Regions from separate parts of the Homo sapiens genome. Here region 2 is linked to region 1. The links are chromatin contacts, found by Hi-C in ENCODE. All regions are on one chromosome and are shown on one strand. Each heading gives the region's core, a stretch centred on a gene start or an enhancer-like site at or near the end of the contact. The rest is flanking DNA. Distances are from core to core; before and after follow the strand shown. Region 1 overlaps ROR1 (receptor tyrosine kinase like orphan receptor 1). Region 2 overlaps ROR1 (receptor tyrosine kinase like orphan receptor 1).

What was found. A loop is a pair of places that touch in the nucleus more often than their neighbours do. Pooled maps may share reads with other maps.
Region 2: a loop to region 1 is called in a map of PC-9, with 12 times the contacts of the local background. The contact joins two enhancer-like sites. A Hi-C loop is called at or near these places in 2 of 168 maps with a recorded cell type or tissue (MCF 10A and PC-9) and 4 of 50 pooled maps.

Annotation. Positions count from the first base shown.
Region 1 is chr1:63,917,222-63,924,497 of GRCh38, forward strand. The region is part of intron 1 of ROR1 (receptor tyrosine kinase like orphan receptor 1); the gene reads left to right. Among named protein-coding and RNA genes, the nearest start is that of ROR1, 150 kb to the left of the region's middle. RefSeq lists a silencer at 841-910. Within about 2 kb of position 3,275, at least 4 of the 41 ENCODE cell types and tissues checked have a DNase peak (open chromatin) inside an H3K27ac peak, as active enhancers do; they include PC-9, where a contact is called at or near this core.
Region 2 is chr1:64,167,675-64,174,950 of GRCh38, forward strand. All of the region lies in intron 8 of ROR1 (receptor tyrosine kinase like orphan receptor 1), which reads left to right. Among named protein-coding and RNA genes, the nearest start is that of UBE2U, 32 kb to the right of the region's middle. Within about 2 kb of position 4,482, at least 8 of the 41 ENCODE cell types and tissues checked have a DNase peak (open chromatin) inside an H3K27ac peak, as active enhancers do; they include PC-9, where a contact is called at or near this core.

The DNA of each region.
Region 1 (7,276 bases), core at 2,025-4,524:
CTGTGAATTCCATGAGGGTAATTCTGGCACTCAGTCTAAGCCTGACACCTGGCAGGTACTCAAAGGGTATTTGTTTAAGAAATTAATTATTAAATGTATCACAGATACATCAGAAGATGCAAATAAGCAAACAGGAAGAAAAAAAGCAATCACAGTTCTACAACCAAAGAAAAGCCACTTTCCATTTTTTGGCATATACTTTAAAATTTTTTTTCTATTCTATAAAATAATATGATTTTCCCTTAATAGTATGGTAAACAGGATTAAGCATCCACTAAATTTAATTTGCCATCATTTTATTCAACCAATCCCCTATTGCTAGACTCAAATCAGATTTGTATGATCTATTGTTTCATGGAAACCGATGCAAAATTATAAAAAATTAAATCATTTTTGCTTCTCAATCAGCATTTTACTTTATCCAAAAGGAGTATATGATGAGAAATCAAGAGTGACTGTCCAGGAAAATGGAGATGTGGCAGATGGAGCTGCAGACCACGTGGGGAGAGCCCTGGCCACAGGAAATGACTGTGGTTGGTAGAGGGGAAAGTATTGGACAGTTAAGGAGTTGCCACCTGCCCCTGGTGGAGGCAAATGTTGTTTTGTGGAAAGCACGTGGCATAATGACAGGGCCTCTGCAGGCTCAGTGATGTGGGTGAGCAAAATGGCTGTCTTGGGATTATCTAGGAGCTTCTGAAGGCAGTAGGGTGGTGGCTAATTTCTTAATGCTGCTCTCCCATCCTAGTGATGGGCAGAGAGGATGAGAAAGCCAGCTCTGGGGAGACAACTGTTGTTCCAAAGTGAGGAGTCACCACTACCTGCCATCTCGCAGACTCTTGTCTAGTGCCCCCTTGAGGCCATGCTTGTTGTTAGCCCTGACTCGGGTGCCCCGGCACCTGCCGTAAACCAAGCTAGACCCAGATTGCGTTTGGGTGCCTGGAACAGGAGAAGTTTTAGGAATTTATGTTAGAGATTCACCATGTTGTACTTTCTGCCAAAGCGTCCCTCCCTGAGTCAGAATAGTGGAAGGCTGACTATATTCCACCCAGCACGACGCACTGAATGCTTGGTATGAGCAGCACATCATACGACAGGAATCTCACAACAAAGCAATGAAGTAGTTACCACTATGATCTCCACCTTATAGATGAAGTACCTGAGACTTGGAAAGTGTCAAAACCAGAATTTGAACGCAGGTCTGTCTGAGCCCAGACCCTTTGCTTTTTAAACCACTCTTTATGAAGAATCTCAGTAGGTTCTTAAGAACGGGGCGTGGTACTCTCTAGAGCGTTTGTGACCCAACACTATGAATTGAAACAAGGCAAGCTCTGTGCTCCCATTTGGGGAAAGTTAATATTTCACATGCTCTCGAGAATTTAGGAGCTTGGTAAAAACTTACTATTAAACAGGGCTTTTCTTTAATTCCTTTTGTTTAAAAATTTTCTTGTGAAACACTCTATATACTGTGCCTCCCTCTGAGACGTCAGTGGTGCCAGAGACCGTTAGGGAGTTTGTGTAAATAGAGAGAGGGCCAAATGCTGCCCACACAAGTAGTGAGGCATGAGGCTGAGTGCGTGGAACAGTTCCATAGCTAGCCCTAGGCTCTGAAGAGTGTCCTGAGACCTCATCTGGGTCCCAAAATCGGTGGGCAGTGCTGTCTCCGCGAGACAATGACCAGCATGAGGAAATACCTTTAACCATTCATCTTTTTAAAAAGATAAGTTTGCTAAGCAAATAAAACCAGTTAGCCTTGAAAGTTCAGTATTAATGAATGTTAATGCATATCTTGAGATTTTCTAAAAAACTGACAAATCTTCCAAAAGACAGGAATATCTAGAGGGTAAATAACAGGACTAAAATGCTTTGAAACATCTTTGAAATGATGGTTCAATGCACAGGGTCAAAGGGTAGGACTGGTTCTCTTCAAGCATTTTAAAAAAATGCCTCATTTTTATTTAACATTGTTTTGGGAAGGAGTGCATTATATTGACACATTGAGAAAAAAATTCCTTTTTGTTTTTCTAAAACTAATAGGAGCTTAGGCATTATGATTAAGGACCAAAAAGAGCCAATGCCGATGAATGCCCTCTTTCTTCAGCTGTAAAATTTAATGGCCGCTACCGAGAGGTTTTTCTTTTAATCAGCAAAAAATTTATTTTGTCCTTGACATTTTATGCCAAAAATCAGCCCAGAGAATGTGTTTTATAGCCTGGGCTGAATTCCCCTAAAGGTAGAGTTTTCCTATGAGCAGTGTTCATTGAATTGGCTTTTTTTTTTTTTTTTTGCACTAGATAACTATATTAATTTATTAGATAATCTTTTTATTGTTTCAGCAAGATAGAGGAAACTTACACAGAGACAGCAGAGCATAATGGGTAAGCATCTGGGTTCTTTTGGAAGACGAGATATTGGTTTCCATTGGCCTTGCTACTTCCTGTCTTTCTGACCTTGAGTAAATTACTCTTCCAGAGCCTGTTTCTTTGTTCAATTGGGGATCATAATAGTGCCGCCGTCATCATGCTGTCATGATTAATGCACCTAAAGCATTTAGCACAGCTGTCAGCACTTATTGAGTATTGACTAATTATTAGCGATGCACAGTGATCTATAACTTAAAGCTTCGTCTCAGAATATGCCTTCTTATGATCTGATAGTAATAGGAATCAGCAGAAAATAAGGTGGTTCAACTATCCGGGAAAACTACCAAATATCCGCTTAGCAGAGGCAAAATAAATGTAGCTTAAATGCAGCTGAAAATGCTGAAAGCTGCTTTTGTTTCTCATGTTATAGAAATGCAGTTATTTTTATTAAAAGTGATGGGAAATCCATCTGTAATCTCCTGTCTTTCTTTTATCTGTTTGTAAAAATAGCTCAGTAAACCCATAAATGCCAAGACCCTGTTCAGTGTGAGAAACATTGTTGGGCAGGATGGGAAAGTTCAAAGAAATATCAGATGCAATCCCTGCTTTGGTGGAATATTTGGTGTAACTTGGAAAATTAAATGGAAAAAAAATTAAACAACAAAACAGCACCCAGCTGCCAAATAAGTGAGGAAGGAAAGACCTCAGGCTGAAGCACTGGTGATGGGAGGAGGGATTTATTTGAGCTGGTTTTTCAAAGGATGGGTAAGGAAAGAATAGCAGGAAGGCGTCTCATAGGTATGGTTTAATGGTAAGAGCAAAGTCAGTGTAGTGGCAAAGAACAAGGCAAGAGGGTGGAGTGGTTAGCAAGTGAAGGCTCATTAATGCTTAAGGCTACCTTTGAAACAGAAGTGTCTGTCTGACCGGATTCAGGAGGCCTGTCCATCACGCCATTCTCCACCACCATGATTCATTACTCCAGAGTCTCTTATCTTCAAATCAAAAGCAAGACGAGAGGCAGATACAGATATGAGGAAGTGCTTTGCTTTTCGCTACTCTGCCAAACATAGTTTACATACCAACACTGATAATCTGTCAGCCCACCTCTCCTGGACACTTAATCATTTCCCTGGAATCCACTGGAATAATTTTTTTATGCATTACAAAGTATGCTTCAGAGTGTCTATTTCTTAAGATAAGTTTGCATTCCTTTAACCAAGTGGCATTCCCACAAAGCCCCAAGGTGGCCCGTGTTACACATTCCTTCTTACAGCCAAAGTGGTCAGTTAGGAAGGCAGCTACCTTCATGGCCTGTTAGTAAGAATGTTGGACACTTGTTGGGCATTTACTCTGTGGGAGACACTGTTCTCAGTGCTTTACATGTCCAAATTCATTTAACTCTCCAGAAGAGGGAGCAGTAGGAGAGAAGGGTGATGAACAGACCCTACAAACGGACTAAATTATTAAATAATGAATCAGCAATTAGTTCTAAAAATGTTTATGTAGTGCTTACTGTGTGCCAGACACCATGATTAAAGGACAATCGAAGTAACTCGGTAATCACCTCTGAACTGCCAGTATGGGTGTTTTATCACCTTCCATGTTCTGTGTTGACGGTTTATTGAACACATTTTGAGTTCTTCAGGGCAGTGCTTATTAAATTCAGCGTGCGTTTGGATCGCCTGGGAATCATGGTAAAATGCAGATTCCGATTTGAAAGTGCTGTGGTGGAGCCTGCGAGTTTGCATTTCTAACAAGCTCATGGGGGTGGCGACGCTGCACATCCAGGTGACCTCTTGAAGTAGCAAGATCTTAGAGAACCAAGTAAATGGCAGAGGAAATACAAGCAGGATAAGACAGGAACATATTGTCACTTTCACACCAGAAGAGGCAGTAGGCCTGGATTTGGCCCCAGGCCCCAGTTTAACATGATCATTATGGTTGTTGTCGCTACCATGTGCACCAAAGGAATCTAAGAGCTTGGAACCTTAAGGCCCAATGGCACGGTTTACAATGCTAACACACCTTAAAGTTAAAGGAAGAATGTACGCTATCCTAGGAACATGACTGATAAGGTGCGGCAGAGAGAGTGGGGTGGGGCGGGTGGGGTGGGAGGCTAGAAGTCAGGAAACCTGTGTTCTCATCAGGGCTCATTTACAGACTTGCTATGTGACCTAGTTTAATCACTGAGCCTTTCAGTGTCCCGATATCCTCATCTACAAAGCAGACTGGTAAACATCTGCTCTGCCCACCCAGGACTGCAGAAGTGAGACAGGATGCACAAAAGCTCTTGGGAAAACCAAAGAAACACTGCAAATGTGCATTTTTATAATTAAAAAATATAGAGTCTGTCTTCAGCAGTAGGCAGGAAAGAGGGGGTATCTCAGGAGCTCCCACTTTGGTTTATGTCTCTCTGAGGGCTTGTTATGCTTCTCAGCCTATTCTGTATTCAGGAGATGCATAGAGCTTCTGGCTTCATGCTGTTTCAGAGCAGCCCACTTCAGCCTTTTCTTTACCAATAGAAACCCCTAGACTATCACAGCTTGTCCTTCTTGCACTGAACCCATTAAGAATAAAGAAAGTCTCTGGGCTGGGGAGTGGAAGTGAGGGACATAACATTTACTGAGTATTTTATGTGAGTTATTTTACTTAATCTTCACAACACTCCTAGGAGGAAGGTAGTCTGAATTATGAAATTGTTCCAATTTCATAGATGAGGCACCTAAAGCTCAGACAGGCTCACTTGCCTGGGGTTTGGTTTTGTTTCTCTTTGTAAAAGGTAAGTCTTTTCAATTTAGTAGGTCAAAACACGTGATTCTCTCCTTTTCATAAGACTATAAAGTTAGCAACCTCTGGTATCTGGTTAACAGTTCACTTTGTGCAGGTTATTCCAGAGGTAGATAGCATGAGTTTATGTCGAAGCCCAGGATTTTGTGCCAAACATCCGTCTCTTTGCAACAGAATTGGAGAATTGTTCCAGAATTCTTTGAATTCTTAATTTGCAGAATTTCATAAAGAGTTCTACAGCTCACTTTTCCTAGGAATAGAGGAGAGCGGCAACTGAAGACAGCAGGCTTTTTCTTTTTAGTATTGATGATGATGATGATGAGCTTTAACACAGCTTATCCAGGTAATCCTCATGTAGTGCTGTGATGTTGATGGTTTTGTTACCCATATTTTAGAGAAGAGGAAACTAGAGACTTAGAGGGTTAAGAGACTTATACACAGCCTAACTATTCCAAGTGTTTAGGACTAAGTGGACTTTAGTCTTGGTTTTTCCAGCTCCAACTCTGAGGGTTGTTTCCATATTCCCCTGTATTACATGGATTAACCAGTGTTAGTGACCATCCGGCTAAGAAATTAGCAGTGGCTCTCAGTGGAAAAGAGCTACTTGATTCTAATGATAGTAATAATGAAAACAACTGCCAGCTTCCTGTGCTGTTGGTAGGGCCTCCTGGGTTGGCCCTGTCACATCCCATCATGTCACGGGGCATGTGAGATCACGGGGCTGAAATAACCCTGGGCGACTGATGTAAAACAGATTGCGTGTGACACCTGCCCTTGGGCTTCCCAGCGTGGCACTTCAGCCCCTCTTGGCTCAGAAAGCATTTAATATACCCACAGAGTGCTGGGTTCCCCCCCAAAACTTTCTGCAAACTTCCTTGTAACTCTGGAACAGGATCCCAGGCCATGTGGAATCTTGAAAAGGTGATTGACACTGGAGACGCAAGGTCCTGTTGGTTTGGGCTGGTTACTCAATGTCTTTGAGTCTCAGTTTTTCACCTGCAAGTGGGAATAAGGATAGTACTCCGTTCTCTGAGTTGTGAGGGTTAATTGAGCCAGTGGTGCCAGATCACAGTAGGTACCCAGGCAAAGAGGATTGTTGTAGCTTACTTTCTTCTGGATTACATCATCCTTAATTTTTCTCTTTCCCTCTCCTCTCAGAAGTCATCACAAATTCTGACACTTCTAAATTATGCCTTAAGCCTATCTATATTGTGTCTAGCTACCACCTTAGTCTAAATCAGCTTCACCTCTAGCCTAGATTACTATACTAGCTTCTTACCTGGTCTTCTGCTTGTACTCCCACTTGACAGAGCATCTAGAGTGATTTTATTAAAATATAAACCAGATCATTCATTCGCTTTTGTAAAACTCTTCAGCGGTTTCCAATTGCACTTTGAATCAATCTGTACCCCTTACCCTGCAAACTGCCACCTGCTGTGGTCCCTGCCCACTTACCCACCTCCACTGGATGCCCCTCGATACCCAGCTCACTGTGCCTCGGTCATGACGGCCTTCTTTTTCTTCCTTGGATGCACCAAAACCAGGGGGCCTGAGGACCTTTGCATGTGCTGTTTGTCCCCTTTGCCTGGAATGCTATTCTCCAAGATCTTTGCATAGCTGGAAATTTTGTAGCTCTAAACACGGGGTTCTTCCATTTCATAAGACTATAAAGCTAGCAACCTCTGGTATCTGGTTAACAGTTCACTTTGTGCAGGTTATTCCAGATGCAGATAGCATGGGTTTAGGTTTTCATTTAGAGAACCACCTGACCTCTCCGTAGAAACTCACCACATTCTCTCCCCCAGTGACTTTCTAACACATTACAGTGTTTTAATTTTCTTCATGTACTCAGCACTACTTGAAGTTTTCTCATGTATTTGTTGACAGTTTATCTCCACCCACTAGAAGGTAACTCTGGCCAGGGTTACAGCACTAGTTCTAACCAGTGTCTGCTGTATAAGAGGCACTCAGCAAATATTGATTGATTGAATGAATACATTTTTTATTATATATTAAAAATAAGTAGAAATGAATTTTTAAAAATAAGAGGGAAGTCTTTCAATGTCTATATTCAAGCCGAGGTTTGGGATCCAGTGGCCATGGACAGGCCTGATGGGAAGGGGTGGGTG
Region 2 (7,276 bases), core at 3,232-5,731, 250 kb after region 1:
GTCAACAGCCAAGTCTAGGTACTAAGAAATCTTACATCTATATACTCTCCAGGGCTCTCATGCTCAATTCAGGTGAAGGTTGCCATGGACAGGTTTTGTTCATCTATCCCAGTCAACTAGCTAGCAGAGACAACAGAGCATCAACGGAGTGAGGTCTAACTCAAAAACCAGAGAGCTCTTATACCTTGAGCATTTCACTTTTGCATCAATGGTCCTCATGCTTTTAAAATGTAGAGTCCTTTGAGGATCAGATGGAAAGTCTGCCTCCTCTTCCCAGAAAGCTCTGCAACTTTGGTGTCAGACATTCTTGGATTTGAATCTTGGCATCACCACTTAATAGTTGTGCTTCTTTAGGCAGGCTACTTAACCACTGAATGCCTTATGTCCTTATCCATAAAATGGGGGCAGTCGTAATATGAATCTCACAGAATTGTGATAAGGATTAAATGGGTTGATGCATTAAGCACTTTATGTCCGAGAGCAGACAAGGAGTATAGTGTGGTCATTAGCAAGGCAGGCTCTGGTGTCTGAATTGACCACCTACCAGCTGTGAGACCACTTAACTGACCTGTTCTTTGGTTTTTCCATTTGTAAAATAGGTGTGAGTCATAGTTACCAATCTCATGGGGTTAGTGTGAGGATGAAAGGAGCTAATATGTGTAAAGTACTTACAGCCTAACATATAAGCATTCAAAAAATCATAGCCATTATTAGGATCTCAGTGTCTGGCACATGGCAGATATTTAATAAATGGTAGGTATTGTTAAATTCAGATTACAGATATCTAGGATAGGAGCCATGTCTTCTCTCTTCATGGTTCTTTCATGGCCCCTCATATAGTAGTCTGTATGTATATTCTTCAGTATATTGTATATACAGTATCAGTTGACTGACTGATGCAACTAGCTATTAAAATATATCCTAAATGATTGGCTCTAATTGAAACTAAAGGAAACTGGTGATATGGCCCAAGCTATGACTACAAGTAGTCATGTAGTATATAAACCTAATAAATGCTGGTTAATGGTTCTTATATTTTTCTCTACCTGATATTTCCAAAGCATCTTTTCAAGCAAGAGTATTGTTTTCTCTCAGTTGGATAAGTTTAAATTGCCCAACTAGGTTCATCAGACACATTGTGGTCATTCATCATGCAGAGAGAAGGGACCCAGATCACTAAGGAATTGACTGATCCAGAAAACTACATCCATTTATTCCAGGGGCTCTCAAAGTGAGGCCTCTAGGCCAGCAGGAGTCTCCTCAACTGAGAACTGTCAGAAATGGACAATCTCAGACCCACATAGGAACTCTTGAGGTGGAGCCCAGCAATCCCAGCAATCTGTGCTTTAACAAGTGGCACTGATGCCTGCTCTGATGTAGACTATGCTGGTCAGTACTTGAGATTCAGGAAGCAAGTCAGCCCATAGGGAATACCAATCTCAGAGAAAACTGTGCTTCCAAAGAGAAAAAGGACCTGGGATAGCCCTCCTATTACCAAAAATACTCCTCTAATTTTAGTAGGGCCAGGGTCTGCTCATCATTCCTCTGATGGGGTGTATTAGTCTGTTTGAACACTGCTGATAAAGACATACCTGAGAATGGAAAGAAAAAGAGGTTTAATGGACTTACAGTTCCACATGGCTGGGGAGGCCTCACAATCATGGCAGAAGGCAAGGAGGACCAAGTCACATCTTATGTGGATGGCAGCAGACAAAGAGAGAGCTTGTGCGGGGAAACTCCCCCTTATAGAACCATCAGCTCTCATGAGACTTATTCACTATCACGAGAACAGCATGGGAAAGACCTGCCCCCATGATTCAATAACCTCCCACTGGGTCCCTCCCACACCATATGGGAATTCAAGATGAGATTTGGGTGGGGACACTGCCAAACCATATCATTTGACCCCTGGTCCCTTTCAAATCTCATTTCCTTACATTTTAAAACCAATCATCCCCTCCCAAAAGTCCCCCAAAGTCTCAACTCATTTCGGCATTAACTCAGAAGTCCACAGTCCAAAGTCTCATCCAAGACAACGCAAGTCCCTTCTGCCTATGAGCCTGTAAAATCAAAAGCAAGTTAGTTACTTCCCAGATACAGTGGGGGTACAGGCATTGGGTAAATACAGCCATTCCAAATGGGAGAAATTGGCCAAAAAACAAAGGGGCTACAGGCCCCATGCAAGTCCAAAATCCAGCAGGGCAGTCAAATCTTAAGGCTCCAAAATGATCTCCTTTGACTCCATGTCTCACATCCAGGTGACTCTGATGCAAGCAGTGCATCAGACACCTCTGCACCTTTGCAGGGTAGAGTACCCCTCCTGGCTGCTTTCATGGGCTGGCATTGAGTGTCTGGGACTTTTCCAGACTCACAGTGCAAGCTGTTGGTGGGTCTACCATTCTGGGGTCTGGAGGACAGTGGCTCTCTTCTCACAGGTCCACTAGGCAGTGCCCCATTAGGGACTTGTTATGGAGGCTCCAACCCCACATTTCCCTTCTACACTGCCCTAGCAGAGGTTCTCCATGAGGGCCTCACCCCTGCAGCAAACTTCTGCCTGGGCATCCAGGCATTTCCATACATCCTCTGAAATCTAGGTGGAGATTCCCAAACCTCAATTCTTGACTTCTGTGCACCTGCAGGCTCAACACCACATGGAAGCTGCCAAGCCTTGGGACCTCCAACCTCTGAAGCCACAGCACGAGCTGTACCTTGACCCCTTTTAGTCATAGCTGGAGTGGCTGGGACACAGGGCACTAAGTACCTAGACTGCACACAGCAGAGGGACCCTGGTCCCAGCCCACAAAACCATTTTCTCCTCCTAAACCTCTGGGTGATGGGAGGGGCTGCCGTGAAGACCTCTGACATGCCTTGGAGACATTTTCCCCATTATCTTGGTGATTAACATTTGGCTTCTCATTACTTATGCAAATTTCTGCAGCCAGCTTGAATTTCTCCTCAAAAAATGGGATTTTATTTTCTATTGCATTGTCAGGCTGCAAATATTCCAAGCTTTTGTTCTGTTTTCCTTTTAAAACTGAATGCCTTTAACAGCACCCAAATCACCTCTTGAATGCTTTGCTGCTTAGAAATTTCTTCCGCCAAATACCCTAAATCATCTCTCTCAAGTTCAAAGTTCCACAAATCTCTAGGGCAGGGGAAAAATGCCGCCAGTCTCTTTGCTAAAACATAACAAGAGTCACCTCTGCTTCAGTTCCCAACAAGTTCCTCATCTCCATCTGAGACCACCTAAGTCTGGATTTCATTGTCCTTATCATTATCAGCATTTTGGTCAAAGCCATTCAACAAGTCTCCAGGGAGTTCCAAACTTTCCCACATTTTCCTGTCTTCTTCTAAGCCCTCCAAACTGTTCCAACCTCTGCCTGTTACCCAGTTCCAAAGTCACTTCCACATTTTCGGGTATCTTTTCAGCAGCACCCCACTCTACTGGTACCAATTTACAATATTAGTCCATTTTCACACTGCTGATAAAGACACACCTGAGACTGGGAAGAAAAAGAGGCTTAATGGACTTACAGTTCCACATGGCTGGGAGCGCCTCACAATCATGACGGAAGGCAAGGAGGAGCAAGTCACATCTTACGTGGATGGCAGCAGGCACAGAGAGAGCTTATGCAGGGAAACTCCCCCTTATAGAACCATCAGATCTCATGAGACTTAGTCACTATCACAAGAACAGCATGGGAAAGATCTGCCCCCTGACTCAATTACCTCCCACCAGGTCCCTCCCACAACATGTGGGAATTCAAGATGAGATGTGAGTGGGGACACAGCCAAACCATATCATGAGGCAAGCACAAATGCCATGTGAAACCTGCTATTCTTCTGTAGACACTTGTGTCCAGCCAGAATCAGCTTCAAAAGAATAGCATAGATTTGAAAAAGGGCAGCAGTCAGTCTTGGGACATTAGAACATGGGGAATTAACTGGCCTTGAGTGAAAGGGACCACAGGGGGAGGTTTGGAGCTGACTTATGAATATGGATCCTGTTTCAGCACCTACTGTTGTTAAAGCCCCGTTTCTGTCCCAGAGAACCACCCTGGGCTCGATTCCCTGCACCCTAATGTAGCTCTGTTTTTCATCTGTGTGTCTACTTCAAGTTAGACTCAAAAGTAGAGCAATTATATGACATTATGTTCAAGGCAAAAAGTGACAGAGCAGGCTTCATGTTGCATACAAATGTTGGCAGCTATTGCAAAATCCTCACCGCATATCCTATGGTAATCACTTCCTTAAAGTAAGCAGGAAATAGGTTAGTAGTAGGCTGCTTCACCAGGAGTCATTTCAAATGTATTGTCACCTAAGGTATAACTTCCCAAAGATGGAAAGAGATAAAGCCACTGAGTCTGCCCTCTTTATCCATCTACAGCCACCAAGGTAATTACAGTTTTTAAAAACGCTACTCATAGTTCATTGCTTTCATATCTAAAGTTAAGAGATCTAAAAGTTCCCCCACATCCCCACTTAGCAGTCATGACTAAGGTGAAAAAAGCCACCAGTATCAGCCTGGTCTCTCTTATCAGCAGTTTAGAAAGTACTACAATTTTCCCATCTGACTCACATCTAAATGACTCGCATCTAAAATGTTTTTCCTTAATTTTCCTTCCGTAAAGAGTTCATTTAAACTCTAATACTGTTGCTTTTCAAAAATTTCTAAAGAAAGAAGCATCTTGGAACAATGTATTAACTTCTGCATCAACTTTTATTTCATATAATAATTTTATATAATTTTTTAAAGGCAGATGTGTGTTTACTTTGAGAAGTAAAAATGTTAACATTGAAACTGAAAGCCTGTTTCAGTTTTAAGGTACTTAATTGCCTTACAGCATATAATAAACCGAGGCCATCTTGTCCTTCAACTAATGGAGGGAGTGATAAAGAGATAGGAGCCCGGGACCCTATTCATTCCAGTTTTCCTTTGTACTTGGTTTACTTTGGCACCATGCCTCATGTGTATTTTACACTTCTTTACATTTTGTACATCCCTGTATGACAAATACTTGTCAAACAAAAACTAAACAGATTTATAACCCCTTAACTTGAAATGAGCCAAAATTGAACTGCCAAAACTTTATGACTTCATTTTCTTTCATAGTTTTCCACCACATTGGTTCAAACAGACAAACTCCACTTGAGGTCAAGCAGAGGTCATTTCACTTTCATTACTAAAATATAATTTACAATATGCCAGACCTAAACAAGTTTAGCCTAAAGGGTTTGTATAATGTAAACCATCTGTTCCTCAACAATACAGCTAATTTCCTGCCATCACCGTACAGTCTACTGACTGCTTCTTTAAGGGTTTTTATGATTTTTTAACTAGTTCAGGATTTATGTAAAATTTGAAAATGAGTCTATAGTTAGGATTCATTTGTACCAAGTAACTTGAGCACCTTAAAAATGCAAATCACTGTGGAAATTGTTCCCCTGAAACCAAGCTAGGAGCATTTTTTTTCTGGGCACTTCTTTGCTGGCAGCTGCACAGGTGTTCGAAGGGAAGATTTTGTGGACTCTGCCATTTTAGATGCTTTCCATGCCTCTTTGCAAAGCAAACCCCCCAAATTTAGTTTTCAGTAGCTCTAGTAAATGACTCCTTGGAGAAGACTTGGGATTATATGCTATATGGCCCACTGGATATTGGTGAGATAGGACAAGATACACTTTGGGGTAAAATCTACTTTCTTTCATGTGTCTGAACAGGGAGGAAGAACAATTATAATTCCATAGAGTGACCACATACTGAAGGCTAACCTAGCTCTGTGAGGTGGCAGGCCTCTCAGGCTGAGCCTCCAGAGACATTCGGCTTCAATCTGGGATTGCTGGCCAGCAGGCTTCTCTGGTTTCAAACAGAATGCTGGGGCCGAAAAACAGAGAGCCTTGGAGTTGCAAGTGTGGCTCTTTCGGCTCTCCTGAAAATTCTTGATACTTTCTTTAGCCCCTTTCTCCATCTGTAAAATAGCAAAATTAGGCGTTCTGTTTCCAAAGGCAAGTATATGAGAACAAATTTGCTTACCTCAGTGGAGGGGAATGCAGCTGGCCTTCTTAGCCACGAAGCCCCAAGGCCATGTGTAGGGCTGATGCCAAGGTCCTGTCCACCTCTTCCTCTTTTCCCACCTCCAGAAGTTTGGCTGGCTTGCTTCCTTTACCCATCTGCTACCATCCACTCTTCCACACGAGTTCTTGTTGCCTTCACCTTCATTCACATCTCAGAGGAGCCAGCTACAGGCCACTCAACTTCTCACCCACCCTCAAGCTCCAAAACAAATTCCCTGTCATTTTTAAAGGATTTTTTTTTTTTAACTAGCAACTACAGGAGAACAGAGAAAGATTAACAGGAAGAAAGTTAAACACTCTGCAACTACTTAAGGCTTAAATGGATCTAAATCATTTGCATTACTTTACTTCCTGGATGACTTTCCTAATAAGGATAATAAGAATGATTTAAAGGGCACTTATTAGGTGGGAATTACGTTCATACATCGTTGTATTTAATTCCTACTGCAACAGCTCAAGCTAGATAGTACATTAGTTCATAGATATGGAAACAGAGGTTCAGAAAAGTTAAGAAATTCACCCAAGGTCAGTGATTAATATTATAAGACCTATGCCACAGGATCATGGTGTTAAATAAGTTAATATTTGCTAAGTGCTTAGAACATTATCTGGCACAAAGTAAGTGCTATGTAAGTATTAACTATTATTCATAAAAAGCAGCAGATTCAAGATGCAAACCCAGATTTATAGGAGTCCAAAGCTCACTTAGTTTGAATTATGCCATACTGCCTATGGATACTTTTCAAGCAGTGAAGGAGGAGAGGGTATTGGGTTTCTAACTCCTCATTATACCAGCCTAATATTCCATGAGTTTACTTCCTAATTCCCATTTTCCACAAAGAAGTTTTAGTACTCAGTCCCTTAAAGTTCTCTGTCTCCAAAAGCGTAGAGATCTTATTTTTGTCAAAAAGTAAGTGATGTCTACTTTGCCATTCAAGGGACCTTCACCTAAACTGGATTTATTTACATCATTAGGAAAAGTTCTCATGGAAATCTCCAATCTTAATGTCATGCAGGAAAAATTCACCTTGAGTTACTCTTGCCAGCAAAAGTAAAATCATCTGAGTGCTACAAGACAAAAAAAGTAGGGTTGGCTCAACTGGTTACCTTTCTCATCACCCACACCTTGCTCTCTCAAAGGAATTCTACAAGCTCCCACAAGAATACAGACCCTAAAAGCAAAAGGAAAAATGGTGGATGGACT